2 separate regions of the Mus musculus genome follow, and region 2 is linked to region 1. Evidence: chromatin loops called from intact Hi-C (ENCODE). Cell type or tissue: gastrocnemius. All regions are shown on one strand.

Evidence for each region. Peaks named below come from ENCODE experiments on the same cell type or tissue, not always from the same donor. Only the 100,000 strongest peaks of a DNase experiment are listed, where the experiment ranks them.
Region 2: a loop joins it to region 1, with 2.8 times the contacts of the local background. A loop is called at or near these places in 8 of 42 quality-filtered maps.

The regions. Positions count from the first base shown.
Region 1 is chr17:88,637,794-88,645,793 of GRCm38, forward strand. Ston1 (stonin 1) reads left to right here. Exons shown (of 4, transcript NM_029858.2): 3 at 6,545-6,747; 4 at 7,422-7,931. The coding sequence ends at 7,496. Among named protein-coding and RNA genes, the nearest start is that of Gm38460, 12 kb to the right of the region's middle. In gastrocnemius, a CTCF peak has its summit at 3,463 (motif pointing left); a DNase peak (open chromatin) is centred at 3,451; H3K27ac peaks cover 800 bases.
Region 2 is chr17:88,554,845-88,562,844 of GRCm38, forward strand. Ppp1r21 (protein phosphatase 1, regulatory subunit 21) reads left to right here. Exons shown (of 22, transcript NM_028658.4): 8 at 6-58; 9 at 738-887; 10 at 3,745-3,846; 11 at 3,933-4,021; 12 at 7,265-7,401. Among named protein-coding and RNA genes, the nearest start is that of Ppp1r21, 29 kb to the left of the region's middle. In gastrocnemius, a CTCF peak has its summit at 3,793 (motif pointing left); DNase peaks (open chromatin) are centred at 1,553 and 3,788.

The sequences.
Region 1 (8,000 bases):
TGTTTCTATTCATTCTGCTCGTTTTAAGTGCTAAGTGCATCTGTCTAAGACCCCAGCTTTTATACACCTGTTTCTATCGTATCATTGATTTTTAAGTTAGCCGTACTTTCAATCCTCCATTGTATCCATTTGTCCTTTTCTTCCACAGTGAGGAATCTCAGAACTCACTCTTGAATATTTTGAGTGTTAATGTATTCAACCATAGAATGGGTATTGGTTATGTGTGGTTGTCTTAGAAAGGGTGAAGGAGTTGGAGGAGAAACAAATGCGATCTTTATAAGAGTGCTTTGAAAATCTGGTGTAATTTGGTAACTATAAATTGTTATGTGATGTTGCTATTTGGTTTTCTTCTCTAGATTTTCAGCATCTGACAAAGAAGCTCCAATGTGTTTACGTCAGTCAATTCCAGGGTAGATGCCATGGATATCCCAAATTAGTTTGGGAAGCCTGGATAGCTTGAAGACTGCCCTCATTCCATCCCAGGACTGCAAAAGTCTTGGAGGACATTATATACTCAGGTTTCCAAAATTACTTGAGACTTGGAATGTTTTGACTAGAATCTGCTGCACCTAAATGTAAATTGATATCATGTCTTTTCCACTTGAACACCATTTTGTGGAGGGATCATTTGACATATTGAGGCAAATAGTCTGGAGTATTTGGTTCTGTTTTCATTTCTTCAGGTTGCCTATGTTAGTGGTACTGTGTTCATGTGGATCCTATCCTTCTTGGCTTCTTCTTTAACATATTTATTTGCTAAAACCATGCATCTCTTGCTAAGTCAAAGTTTCAAGTTTCTTCTCATGTAAATCATAGTTGTGTGTGTTATTTTAGTTGAAAGTCGATTTTATTCCATATTAGAATGGCTACTCCAGCTTGTTTCTTGGAACCATTTGCTTGGAAAATTGTTTTCTAAACTTTTACATTGAGGTAGTGTCTGTCATTGTCACTGATTTGTTTCCTGTATGCAGCAAAATGCTGGGTCCTGTTTACGTATCCAGTCTAAGTTTTTATTGGAGAATAGAATCCATTGATGTTAAGAGATATTAAGGAATAGTGACTTTTCCTTCCTGTTATTTTTGATGTTATTAGGTTTGTGTGGCTATCCTCTTTTGGGGTTGTTGAAAGAAGATTACTTTCTTGCTTTTTCTAGGGTGTAGTTTCCCTCCTTGTGTGGAGTTTTCCATCTATTATCATTTGTAGATCTGGATTTGTGGAAAGGTATTGTGCAAATTTGGTTTTGTCATGGAATAGCTTGTTTTCTCCATCTATGGTAATTGAGAGTTTTGCTGCGTATAGTAGCCTGGGCTGGCATTTGTGTTCTCTTAGGGTTTGTATGACATCTGCCCAGGATCTTCTGGCTTTCATAGTCACTGGGGAGAAGTCTGGTGTAATTCTGATAGGCCTGCCTTTATATGTTACTTGACCTTTTTCCCTTACTGCTTTTAATATTCTTTCTTTGTTTAGTGCACTTGTTGTTCTGATTATTATGTGATGGGAGGAATTTCTTCTCTGGCCGAGTCTATTTGGAGTTCTGTAGGCTTCTTGTATGTTCATGGGCATCTCTTTCTTTATGTTAGGGAAGTTTTCTTCTATAATTTTGTTGAAGGTATTTACTGACCCTTTAAGTTGAAAATATTCATTCTTTTCTACAACTATTATCCTTAGGTTTGATCTTCTCATTGTGTCCTGGATTTCCTGGATGTTTTGGGTTAGGAGCTTTTTGCTTTTTGCATTTTCTTTGACTGTTGTGTCCATGTTTTCTATGGTATCTTCTGCACCTGAGATTCTCTCTTCTATCTCTTGTATTCTGTTGGTGATGCTTGCATCTATGACTTCTGATCTCTCTTCTAGGTTTTCTAACTCCAGGGCTGTCTCCCTTTGTGATTTCTTTATTGTTTCTATTTCCATTTTTAGATCTTGGATGGTTTTGTTCATTTCCTTCGCCTGTTTGATAATGATTATGTTTTCCTGTAACTCTTTAAGGTATTTTTGTGTTTCCTCTTTAAGGGCTTCTAGCTGTTTACCTGTGTTCTCCCTTATTTCTTTAAGGGAGTTACTTATGTCCTTCTTAAAGTCCTCTATCATCATCATGAGAAGTGATTTTAGATCCAAATCTTGCTTTGCCAGTGTGATGGTGTATCCAGGACTTGCTACGATCCTCTGATCCTGGGCCTGTAGAGTGCCTGGGAGTGGAGCTTCCACTGGGTGTTGTGGGACTGGCTGCAGAGTTTGGGCCCAAGTTCTGCTCAGGGCACCGGCCCAGACAGGAAGGAACCCGTGCCACTGGTTGGGCGGGTTTCCTGAGTCCCTGGATCGTCCCTGGATCGTCCCTGGATCCCACTGGTCCCAGTTACTCCACGTGGTGTTGGAGTCCTGCTTCTAACATACTGAAAGAAATGCCATCCTAGTTTAGAGTTTGTCTGTGGTGGTACTAAGGAAACGTTTATAGGAATGGAAAGAAGAAGGAAGGAAGGAAGGAAGGAAGGAAGGAAGGAAGGAAGGAAGGAAGGAAGCCCAGGTGGACCTTCTCTGGATTGTAGGTAGGGGTCATCTCATTCTCCTGAATCTCCAGGCTTGATGCTGCTGCTCCCTTCTCTCCTGGTGCCTCTGAGCAGCTCCTTCTGGGTCAGTCTCACTGGCTGGGTGGTTACAGCTCAGTTCTGGTGAGCAGGGGTCCATGTGGGTGTCTGCATCTCCCTAGAATCCAGCACAGAGCTGGGTGGAATTTCCTGGAGATAATGTAAGTTGGTGAAGTGAAAGGGTGAAGGGGCATCCTCTCGTGACACATTCTTGCCAATGTGTGTTCACATCACACATTCTTGGACAACTCCATGATGTAGGCAGGCAGGTTCACTTTCACAAGAAATTCACAGTGATTACCTCCACTCTGCACAGACGCTCTGTTGGACCCTTTCGTACCAACAGTGTCTAAGCACCAAGGGAAAACAGCCTCAGGCTGTATAGCTAGCTGTGTGCTCTCCTTTCCTTGTGTGCGTGTCTGTGTGTGGAAATGAGAGCCAGGATTCTGATCGTTGTCTACCATGGGAGATTCAAAAGGGTAGATTTCAAAATTGATCTATGAGAACATGGTACTAAGACTTCCAAACTGTCTCCCCTGGCACAAAGACAGTGGAGGCAGCGGGTCGCCATGTGGAGGCAGCTGGGGTTTAGAAAGATGATTGTAGGCCCTCAACTACAGTTTTCTCTTCCCCGAGGTTCATCCCTGTTTCGCCCTCTGTTACCAGCTTCTTAGTTCTTAACCCTGCGATTTGGTTCTCCGACATCCTTTTTTTTTTTCAGCTCTTAGTAGCTCAGCTTCAGATATGGAGTATCTTGGGTCAGGAGGGAATGGCTATTAACCCGACCTAAGAGACTGGTTTGCGTTCCCACTCCAGAGCTGAGAAGTTACTGACAGAATAATTACTAAGGCCTGACAGTGCCCCCTCGTGGTAGGTACTGAGATAGCAGGCTTTTCTCTGTCACTTCTAAGTTTGACAAAAATGTTTTAGGCACAGTACATGTAATCTTCAACTCAAATCCTGAATAAGAGTGTGCTGGCAAACACCATAGAGTGGACAGAAGCCTGGAGAAAGACACCAGAAAGCTTGAGAGCAAAGTACTTTTTCCACCAGCTTTTTAGAAGTGACGCAGATGTCATGACTACCGTTTAAAAAGTATTAGGTCTTCAACTCTCATGCATTCCCCATCCCGTTTCATTGGGGGGGGGGGGGAACTTCCTCAAGACATTTTCCAGGACAATGTATACATAAAATTAAGTAATTGTCAGTGTCATTTTCAAGTCTAAGTCTAGAACACACAGTTCCCCGCTGGTATGGTAATTGGATATACTAGCTTAAAATCACTTGGCAACGTAGTAAATACTTTCTGTCCAAACCACTGCCTCTTCTCATTAGCCATTCTCACAACAGCCATGTAAAACTGAAAAAAAAAAACACTAAAAAACCAAAACCAAACCAAACCAAACAAACAAACAAAAAACGAAAATTGAAGAAAAGAAACTGAAGAAACTGAAGTGGCTGTGGACTGAGTGTCAGTGAACTACTGCATCCTGGCTGCTGCCGGAAGTCTACACAGGATGAAGGACTAGGAATCCTGCCTCTCTGCTTCTCTGATCTCTTTCTGTGTGCTAGTGGGTGGGTGCGTGCCTGCGTGCATATAGTCTCGCCTGCAGTGATGTGGATAGCTTACAGCCGCTCAGAGGCCGCTGTTGTCCCGTCCTCTGTGTTTGGGGTGGAGCATCTGCTGGGAACTGAGGGACAGCCTCTCCAGGCCTCTTACAGAGTCAACATTCCAATAAGAAACACATTAAAAGAATGAAAGGTGGTTTATCTTTCAAAACAAATTTAGGCAAAGTCTTTTAAATTCGTGCTTTTGGGCCCAAAGATATGCTCTGATGAAAGCTCTATCAGCAGCAGCACAGGAATTTAACCTAGCTTTTGAGATGACTTTTTAAAAATATTTATTTATTTATTATATGTAAGCACACTGTAGCTGTTTTCAGACACTCTAGAAGAGGGCATCAGATTTTTTGTTACGGATGGTTGTGAGCCACCATGTGGTTGCTGGGATTTGAACTCAGGACCTTTGGAAGAGCAGTCGGCGCTCTTAACCGCTGAGCCATCTCTCCAGCCCCCTTGAGATGATTTTTAAAAGTTACATTTATTTAAAGATAGATTAAACTAGATATGGCTAAATGCTATGAACAATGTGAGAGGCCCACGGGGCACTTGTGAAGTCAACAGAGGGCTTTACTGTTGTGGTTCGATGTTTCAAGATAAGGCCTCAGGCTGGCCTCAAACTCACAGTGTCGCCTGGGATGACCCTACATCCTCAATCCTCCTTTTCCTACCCCTTACGTGCTGGGAATACAGGTGTGTCCAAAACCTCTCTCTTTCTTACACACACACACACACACACACACACACACACACACTGTAATTCCCACTTTACCTTTCTCAGTGCACCCAGTACCCCCTGGGTTTTGCCCAGAGCCTGCCTGACTCAGCATAGATCACCGTCCACACAATCCACAGTTCACTTCTCTGACAATAAATGTTAGACTGAAACACTGAAGGCCAGTATGCCTGTCTCTGCACTGTAATCTGTTCCTGGAGAAGCTTTTCAGGACCGTGAGAGGGAATTTCAGTAGTGAAAAAAAGTGCATCCTACCAAAACAAAAAAGTGTTACATTCCACCTGAACAAAAAGAGCCCAGTTTACAAGTCAGGCTTTGAAACCCTATGACCTAACGTGAAGTTTGTCTTTGTATTATCTAAAATTAAATACTGGTTTAATCAATGACTGGGGGGGGGGGGGTTACTCAGTCTACTCAGAAAAAGCTTTTCTAGGGGCTAAAACACACTCTGGCCAAATCTGTTTCATATAAATATTGTTCTTATCTTTGGCTAGAAAACCTTTTTGATGTTTGTGACTAAAGCCATTTGTTGGAGCTGATCTGTGGTAATACAAATATACATACATACAGTGATGATACAGGTATATAGACACACAGTGATGATACAGGTATATAGACACACAGTGATAATACAGATATACATACACACAGTGATAATACAGATATACATACACACAGTGATAATACAGATATACATACACACAGTGATAATACAGATATACATACACACAGTGATGATACAGATATACACACAGTGATGATACAGATATACACACAGTGATGATACAGATATACACACAGTGATGATACAGATATACACACAGTGATAATACAGATATACACACAGTGATGATACAGATATACACACAGTGATGATACAGATATACATACACACAGTGATGATACAGATATACATACACACAGTGATGATACAGATATACATACACACAGTGATGATACAGATATACACACAGTGATGATACAGGCATACACACAGTGATAATACAGATATACACACAGTGATGATACAGATATACACACAGTGATGATACAGATATACACACAGTGATGATACAGATATACACACAGTGATGATACAGATATACACACAGTGATAATACAGATATACATACACACAGTGATGATACAGATATACATACACACAGTGATGATACAGATATACATACACACAGTGATGATACATATATACATACACACAGTGATGATACAGATATACATGCACACAGTGATGATACAGGCATACACACAGTGATAATACAGATATACACACAGTGATGATTCAGATATACACACAGTGATAATACAGATATACACACAGTGATGATACAGGCATACACACAGTGATAATACAGATATACACACAGTGATGATTCAGATATACATACAGTGATGATACAGATATACACACAGTGATGATACAGGCATACAGTGATAATAGATTTTAGAGCTGCTGGTTTCAGCCTGGCTGGATTCCTCCAGGCCATTTTGAAGTTCGCTAATGGGATTCTTACTACAGTAAGAAGCGTGTTGTAGAATATCCCTTGGCCTTTGAAGCATTCTGACTTTTTGGTTTGGCTTCTTCTAGGTCCTGATCAGCCCCATTGTCTGTCATACAAACTAGAACTTGGGTCAGACCAGGAAGTTCCCTCAGATTGGTATCCATTTGCTACTGTCCAGTTTTCCATGCTTGAAGCCTGTGCCTCAAGGACAGAGGTGAGGTCTCTGGGAGTGGAGAGCGATGCCCAGCCTCAGAAGCACGTGTGTCAGCGAGCTTGCTACAACATCCAGGTACCCCAAGCACCCTGGTTCAAATCAGGGATTCTCGATCTGGGGTGGGGCCTGGCCTGGATATAAATGCCTAGTTTGTCCCTTAAGAACCAGTCAGTCAGTCTGTCTGTCTGTCTGTCTGTCTGTCTCCCTTCTCCCTTCTATCATTGACAAGGGAAAAAAGCTTAGCCAGGGAGACTTAGAGGTCAGCGTTGACTTCTGTTGAGACCCACTTCTTTCTTTCCTTATTGGTGAAGTTAGTGAGGGCAGCTGCTATACTGTGCCCTCTTGTCTGCCCTGAAGGCCACACCTCCCCAAGCAGCTAGGAACTGTACTTTAGAAGAGACTGGCCCTGCCCATGTCCTGTCTGCTCTTGGGTTAGCCCCTTAAGGACCACAGAATGTCCCTCTGGGCTCAATCTGCAGGGCCGTTCCCATGTCAGCTTCTCAGAGCGTGGCAGCTTTCAAACAAACGTGATGAGAGCCATGATTTTTAGAGAGCTTCAGATCGGATTCCAAAAGGAAGGATCTGGGGACTTGGTTCCCACAACCTCACTATGGAGTGGGTGTGGGGCAGTGGATGGGTCTGTGTCCACAGGGTGGGGGTCGGGGTCTCTCGTCAGGATAAGCAGTCCAGAGAGCTGCTGTCCTTGCCATGTCTGCTAACCTCACCTGTGCTTTGTTTCCTCCTACCAGGTTGAAATAGAAAAGAAGTGGATTCAAGTAGATGGAGAAGACGCAGATAAAACTGGTGGCTGTGTAACTCAATAAACACAACCCCACGGTTCAAACACAGAACCTACCCACAGGGCAGGAAGTTCTGCTACTGTATGGTGGGACTGAGAAGCGGCCTTAGGCCAGAGATCCAGTGGCGAGTCCCAAAGCAGGCCATCTGCGTGCCACTCTTCTGATGCTCTGCAATGTGTCCATGAGTCGTACCATGAGTTACATCATGTTGAAACTTGGAGGCGCTGCTATCTGATGCAAGACCTGCTGGCCAGTTTGACTGAAGGGTATCTGGGTTTGGATTCCTCAGCGACTTTGTTTTATAATCTGGGTTTTGTGATTCCACATCGCTTCTTGCTTTCTGTGTGGAACGGTTCGAATGGATGAGAAGAGTTAGGAGGTACGACTTTGTTGGAGGAAGTGTGTCACTGGGGGTGGGCTTTGAGGTTGTAAAAACCCAAGCTTGGCCTAGTCCCTCCCTCTCCCTCTCCCCCTCCCCCCTCCTCCTCCCCCCCTCCTCCTCCTCCCCTCCCCCTTTCCCTCTCGCCC
Region 2 (8,000 bases), 83 kb before region 1:
TGTAGAGTGTCATCTGTACAACGCTCTCAATGTTCCCCTGCACAATAGGCGACACCAGGTAAAGGATGGAGTGAGTGTGTTCTTGGTCTCAGCGGGGCACACAGCGTCCCACGAAGTCAAGTCAGTGTTGGCTCCCCGTCGCGTGTGCCACCTCATGTGCTGCTCGTTTCTTTAAACTGTGTGAATTGCTTTTATTGAGCTCAGGTGCTAATGGTTTAAAATTTTTTTAATTTATTTTTTATGTTATTGGGGGGGGGAGAGCTCACAGGCAGAGGCCTGAGGACAACTTGTCTGAGTTTATTTTCTCCTCCTACCGTGTCCTGGACTCTGATCAGCAGCCTTGGCGGCACTGGCGGCAAACACCTTTACCTAGTACTATACCGATGGCTTAATTTTATTGAAAAAGTATCTCACTGCATATCCCTGGCTGGCTTGGAGCTTAGTCTGTAGACCAGGCTGGCCTTGAACTCAGGGATGGGATTAAAAGCATGTGCCAACATAATAGTACTACTGATTTTGAAAATATTTCTTTGATTTTCTCTTATTAGAATTGAGTTATGGGATGTCTTCCTTTTTGAGGCAGGCTTTTGTTTTTGGGGAGTAGGCTTCCTAAGTTAACTTGGACAGGAGGGCACCGGTGTCCAAGTGGGAGCAAGTGGATGTAGACCTTCGTGGTGTCACTGGGGTTCAAGTGTTTTAAAGCAACTGTTTGACTCTGTGTATTTTGCATTTTAAAGCTGAAGATGCGAGATATAGCTGGGCAGGCCCTGGCTTTTGTTCAGGATCTTGTACCGGCTCTTCTGAACTTTCACACCTATACAGAACAGAGGATTCAAATTTTCCCTGTTGATTCTGCCATAGACACTATATCACCATTGAATCAGAAGGTAAATACTCAAAATTCCTTTTGTTGCCCTGGACAAATGGGGACAACAAATAGGGACTCTTTCCAGACTACTTGTGTGTATTAGCCAAGTATTGTGGGAGACGGGGAAGAGATCGGAAGTCATGGTCTTCATGAAAACAGTGTATGGCAAGTTCAGGGTGTTACGAGATTATTGCTAGAGGAGTTATTAGGAGACTGCAGAAGGAGCCATCAAGGGACACACTGAATGAGCGAGGGAGCACGTGGCCAGCATCCAGTGTGGTCAGCGTGTGGGAGCCAGTGGGCCAGGGAGGTGCATGTTGCTCTCATCTGAGCACCTTGAAGACTGAGCAGGATTGGAAGGGAGTAAGAGAGGCAGTGATTGTTGTTTTTATTTGTTTATTTCAACTCCCAGAAGTAGCTATGTGGCAGGAACTGTGGAGCAGGAAAGCATGGTGGGCGGGGGGCTGATGGAGGGGATGCTGAGTGAACTTGTGACTGGAATGTGAAGTCCGGAGGGGAGGAGTGGGGTGAAGGCCAGGAGAGCCAAGTGGCTTTCCTGGAGGCCCGGAGGGTGAGCGAGGGCAGAAGCCTTCCCTTACTGAGAGCTGTGCCACGTTTTGACAGTGCTGGCACAGTGGTCGTTTCCATTTGATTGCTGGGAGGGCTGATTGGCTGGCATGTTTCTGTCCCGTGTGCAGCGGCAGTGATTCTGTCGTTGGGCCAGGAAGCCACTGCACTCTGCCCGCTCTCGTTCCTTCTGCTGAGGCGTCTCGTGGGACAGGGCATATCCAGTTAGTATGGTGGCTCTGCAGGGTCGGTGTGGCTGAACTGAGAGCAAAAGAGATTTGCTTGCTACTTCCCTCAGTCCCTGTGCTTTCTTTTGCCCAAGAGATTTTTGCCCGCCTACCCAGGTAATTCTAAAAAGGATATAAAGATGTCTGCAAGAGTTTATTTAACTAAAAAAGCTAAAATGCTAATGAGTATATCCAGTTTGTCTGACTGGACAGTAAGATACCCTGGACTTTGTAGTTTCAAACAGCAGACATTGGCTATCCCCTGGTTTTCTGGTCAGCTGACTAGGGAGTTGTGGCTCCTGACTTCCCTGACACTGGGGCTGCAGTCATTGAAGGCGGCACTGTCTGGGGGATTTACCTCAAGAGGCTGAAATTTACTTATTCACAAGCCCGGTAAGTTAGAGCTAGAGGGAGGCTTGAAGCATGTTCCTCATGTGCCCTCCGGAGGGCGTTTGATGTTCTCATGACACCACACCTAACATCTCTTAGGGAGTTTGCTTCAAAAGATGTGGAAGCTATAGTCTTATGGGACCCTTGTCTAGCCCCATTGGCATTCCTGTTGTGATTTTGGTCACACTGACTGACCCTGAAACAGTTTGAGTGGGAAGTGTTCAAAGGCAAGAAATAATACATGGATGCCACTGAGGCCAGCTCACACACAAGGGGAGTAAGGAATCCTGCTGCACGCTCTACTGGCCTGACACGTGACCTGTGATCAGCCTTGCTTTTCTACTTTGAGGAAGTCTTCCTAGAGTGAGCGTGTGTGTGTGTGTGTGTGTGTGTGTGTGTGTGTGTGTGTGTGCGCGCGCCCATGCCCGTGTGTGCCCATAGTGTAGTACTTCTAGGGGTTGGATATAGTCATGCCTGCAGATACCCCAAATGCTTACTAATTTAGCAAAGACCTGGACTCTGAAGACGGACTTCTTGGATTCCCACTCTAGCTCTGTCTTGTTGTGCCAACCTTGGAGCTCTACTTAAATCCCTCTGTGTTGGTTTCCTTGACTTTAAAATGGGAGAGGGGCATGCCCATTTCCCAGGTAGATCCATATGCGGTGAATGAAGTACTGAGTGGCTGCATGCAGTGAGCACTGGGTAGAAGTTAGCCAGTTACCGTCCTGTGTCTCAACACTGCCTGGCTTTCACCAGTTCTCATCCCACAAGTCCACTGAAGCCCAGGAAAATAACTTGTGTAATCTGAATTTGTGCAGAACACCTCACTATTTTGAAGAATTCATTCACTTCTCAGTATTTCATCTTCTGTTGTTTAGCCTGTGAAAGTCCCTCTGATTTTCTTAGAAAGTCTATACTATTGAAGGTTTAGAAACCTTTTGCTAAAAGATGACCAAAATGTGTAAACTAATTCCTAGAGTTGTAAAGTAGCAGAGAACTCATACTTTACGGATGTGGGCAATGGACTCTGGAGTGCTTGTGCTGTTCAGGACGGTGCTAGTGTGCAGTTCCCATAGATCACCTGAGTGTTGTAGAAGACAAGACAGTAGGGCCTGTGTATAAGCAGGAGCTCAAACATAGCTAGATGGCTGAGATGTTTAGTAAGTGAAACCCCTTTGTTTTTAAATTGTCTAAAAATATAGTGGGGTCCCCCCCCTCCCCATGACGGGATTTAACCTAGAGCCTCACAAATGCTAAGCATACACAATATGCTACTGGGCTGTGTTTGCATACTGATATCAGTGATGATAGTAAACATTTTAACTCCTCTTGATTTCAGTCCTGGCATTTGTTAACCTTGAGTCGTGTACAGAGTAAAATGAAAAGCTGCCAGGCAAGCTCGTTTTGAACAGTGAGGTGAGGACCATAACACAGAGTCTGCCCTGTGCTCAGGGATGCTGGCCCTCTGTGCTGTGCTGTGTCTCCTCCTGTTTCTTCAAATGCCTGATTGTTCGCTCATCCTGTCATCCTCTCCAGCTTCCTTGATTTGGACTGGGATGAGGGCCACAGAATATTATCTGGGGCTTTAGCGGGGCTTTCCAGAAGTGAGGTAGCACACTTCCAGTCCACCTCCTGCATGCTGATGCTAATCTTCCAGCGGAATTCATTCAAATGCTTCTCTCTCATTTTCAGTTCTCCCAATACCTTCATGAAAACGCATCGTATGTCCGCCCCCTTGAGGAAGGAATGCTGCACTTATTCGAGAGCATTACAGAGGATACTGTGACTGTCCTGGTAATTCCCTCCTTGTTTTACAGCAGAAAATGGGAGCTCTTATTGGCCGGTAACGCTTTTAACTGTGAAATTACTTTTTTATCCAGGAGACAACTGTGAAATTGAAAATGTTTTCAGATCATCTAACTTCCTACGTACGCTTCCTGAGGAAGATCCTTCCTTATCAGTTAAAAAGGTATGCATTCCCCTAGAGGCCGGGAGCTGAGGAAGCTGCAGATGGGACCTGGCTTGCCCTGGAGTTAATAGTCCGAGTGGTCAGTCAGTCAGTCAGCTGTGGTTCTCAGCTGCCCTCTACTCTGCTGACTGTTAGCATTGCACAAGGCCATAAGCAGTGGTTTCAATAATTGAGAAGGCCACATTTTTTTGGAAGAAAAATTTTGGCTTTGAGTTCATATTATTCCTTTGTTGTTAATATCTTCGTGGGAGTTAGAATATTTAACATCTGCATTTGAATCTTAATCCTTAGGTATTTTTGAAATGATATCTTTTAATTGTTATTATTGTTACCTTATTTAAATTATAAAGTAAAATATTTATCTACACTGAACCTAGGTCCTTTAATATTCTACCCTAAATATTCAGTAACCTTTACTACACATGTTACATTTCTAGAAATTGCAATGTAGACTAGCCTAACCATGAATTTATAGAGACCCATCTGCCTCAGCTTTCTGAATGGTAGCATTAAGGGGTAAACAGGCCCATCTGGCAAGTTTTAATACTTTGATATTTGATCGAAAACTACAAAGTTATCTTTATTGTTTTTTTTAAATTAAGGAATAATACAATGGAACAAAAATTTTCTTGAAATATAAAGTATTACAAAATTAGAAACTACGTAAATTTGCTATTGATATTTTAAAAGTAGAGTTTCATTTTTAAGAATTAATACATTTTATGTGACATCTTATTTCTGAATTCTAAACTTTCCAGGTATTTGGGTAAGCAAATGCTAAGGTTTGTGCATATGAGAAGATTTAAACACTTTATGACAGGGGCTAGAGAGATGGCTCAGCAGTTAAGAGCACTTGGCTGCTCTTCCAGAGGTCCCGAGTTTATTTCCAGCCACCACATGATGGCTCACAAACATCTGTAATAGATTTGATTCCCTCATTTTAGTGTGTGCAAAAACAGAGCACTCTCTCTCTCTCTCTCTATATATATATATATATATATAAAATATGTGAATAAATTAATCTTTTAAAAAAAGACTTTAAAACAGAATAGACAGTACTGGTGCAGCTTCTTTGAGAAGACTGAGTGTGTTTCAAAAGCATTGCAAAGTCAGCTTGGCAGAGTACACCCTGAGTCCCTGCCCGTAGGAAACGGGCAGGTGGATTATAAACTCTAGGTCAGTGTGCAGCAGAGTGAAGACCGTGTCTCGGAAGTATTTGTTATTTTATATGGCTATCATTTTTATGCTCTCTCTTTCTCTCTCTCTCTGGCTATGTATTTTTATGCTCTATCATCTGTCTGTCTGTCTATCTATCTGTCTATCTAAATAACCCCTTTGGGAGCAGAATTGAATAAAGCAGATGACTAGGGGAGAGGAAGGGAGGAGATGGAATCATGTCTCCTTGTTAACTTTTCTAGGTTTGTTTTGTTTTGAGGGTGGGGAACAGAGTTTGGCTGCATGGCTCAGGCTGCCCCTGAAGCTCACCTCCCTGCCCCTGACCGTGGGACTGCGGCACACACCGTGCTTTGCATGTTTTCTAGTTATGTATGGACCTTTTTACTTGATGACTATGCACTGTTAAATAAACATTACTAAGAATCCACATTTAAAGAACTTTATAGTTAAAGTACCTACTTAAAGTTGAAAATGGTAAAATATATTTTTGATAATATTAGTGTATTGGCTGGTTTTGTGTGTCAACTTGACACAGGCTGAAGTTATCACAGAGAAAGGAGCTTCAGTTGGGGAAGTGCCTCCATGAGATCCAGCTGTAAGGCATTTTCTCAATTAGTGATCAAGGGGGAAAGGCCCCTTGTCGGTGGGACCATCTCTGGGCTGGTAGTCTTGGTTCTATATGAGAGCAGGCTGAGCAAGCCAGGGGAAGCAAGCCAGTAAAGAACATCCCTCCATGGCCTCTGCATCAGCTCCTGCTTCCTGACCTACTTGAGTTCCAGTCCTGACTTCCTTCAGTGATGAACAGCGGTGTGGAAGTGTAAGCTGAATAAACCCTTTCCTCCCCAACTTGCTTCTTGGTCATGATGTTTGTGCAGGAATAGAAACCCTGACTACGACAATTAGGAACGTTTAAATGTGAGCCTATAGTAGCAGCAATACCGGTTTTTGTTTATTTAATTCTCTTTAGGGATTCAGTTAAATGAAATGTCTTCTATAAATAATTTAAGGTTTTCCCTAGCAAAGGTTCTATGTGTTTATTACTGAACCAACAATTCACTCACATAGAGCAGGAAAAAAAAAAAGCAAGGCAGGCCCCGTGTTCCCATGCCCTCTCTGCAGACATGGGAGCGTCCAGCTCTGTGCTGTGGTGATCTCCACCGAGGTTCACAGCGCAGTTGTGCCCCTGGTGTTAGCTGTACAGAGGCAGCCTGGCTCCCCTCCATGCCTTCTCTTGTTTGTCTTACACCGTTTTTACCCATAGGGAAATGGGACGGTTTTGCTTTTGTTTCTTGGAACTGTTTGATTCTCTTAAAGTCCTGCGAGAGGTCATGATGAGAAGCCGAGTGACACATGTCTATTTTAAGACCGTAATCCAGTGCAGACGGTGGCTCAGTAGGCAAAGACTTGTGCTGCTCGGCTGTTGAGAGTCACATGGTGGAAGGGTAGAACCCACTCCTGCAGATGGCCTTGTGATGCCATATTGATGCGGTGGCATGTGCATCCACATAAATAACTTTTTAAAAAATAATTTCAATACTTAAGTATACATTACTCTCATGCTGGAGATGTGGCTCAGTGATAAGAGCACATTTTGTTCTTCTCGAGCGCCTGGCTGTGAGTTCTAGCTTCTACACGGTACGTAGCTCACAACCACCCATAACTCCAGGTCCAGGGCCTGTGAAACCTCCTCTGGCCTCCTCGTGAACACACACACAAATGGTACACAGACATATGCAGGCAAAGCACTTAGACAAATAAAACATTGTATATGTGTATGTGTATGTGTGTGTATCTACCTATCTACCTATCTATCTACCTATCTATCTACCTATCTATCTATCTATCTATCTATCTATCTAAACATTTAGACAAAAATTTTTTTTTATAAAAGAAAAAAGAAAGCCAAGCATAGTGGTGCACACTTTTAATCCAGAGGCAGAGGCAGGCGGATCTCTGAGTTCGAGGCCAGCCTGGTCTGCAGAGCGAGCTCCAGGACACCAGGGCTGCACAGAGACAAGGAAAGGGGCGTCATCAAGGATGCTCACCTTTCAACCCTGCCGTTCCCAGTTTAGAAGAAGAGTGTGAATCTTCCCTCTGCACACCTGCACTGAGAGCCAGGAACCTGGAGCTGTCCCAGGACATGAAGACGATGACAGCCGTGTTTGAGAAGCTGCAGACGTATGTCACTCTCCTCGCCTTGCCAAGTAAGTGAGACCACGGCCCACGGCTCAGCTGCAAGGGCCGGGCAGCGCAGAGGCTGGAGAGGGTGTGGGTCAGCTCGGGAGAGTGGGCAGAACAGAAGGTCTGGGAGCAGAAAACCCTGCATTCAGTGAGCTAGAGGTAGGGAATTAAAGGGTAAGTGGAGTTGAGTGCTGTGCTATGAAGGTAAGATAAACTATTGGGCATGAACCATGCATTAAATATGAATTCGCTCTCTCTCCTCTTTTCTTAAGTGGAGAAGGGAGAGCCATGACTGTTTATAGGGTGAGCGTAACAACACTTCACTAAGGGAGCCACAGGGAGCCACAGGGGCATCAGGGTCATTTGGTAGCAGCTTTTAAAGTTGTGGATTGTCTCCCTTTAGCCTAACTAGAGAAAAATACTCAGGCAGTCACTGAGGACTTCAGTTTCAGTGATGTTTTTAAGAATGCTGCGGTTTTAGCTGGGCCTGGAGGTACATCTGTGATCTCGGGACCCAGGAAGCTGAGGCACAAGTACCCTAAGTTTCCTGCATTTCTTCACAGCCTGGGCTTTAAAGGCAGAAGGGAGGGGGGGAGAGGAGGGGTGGGAGGAGGGGGGAGGG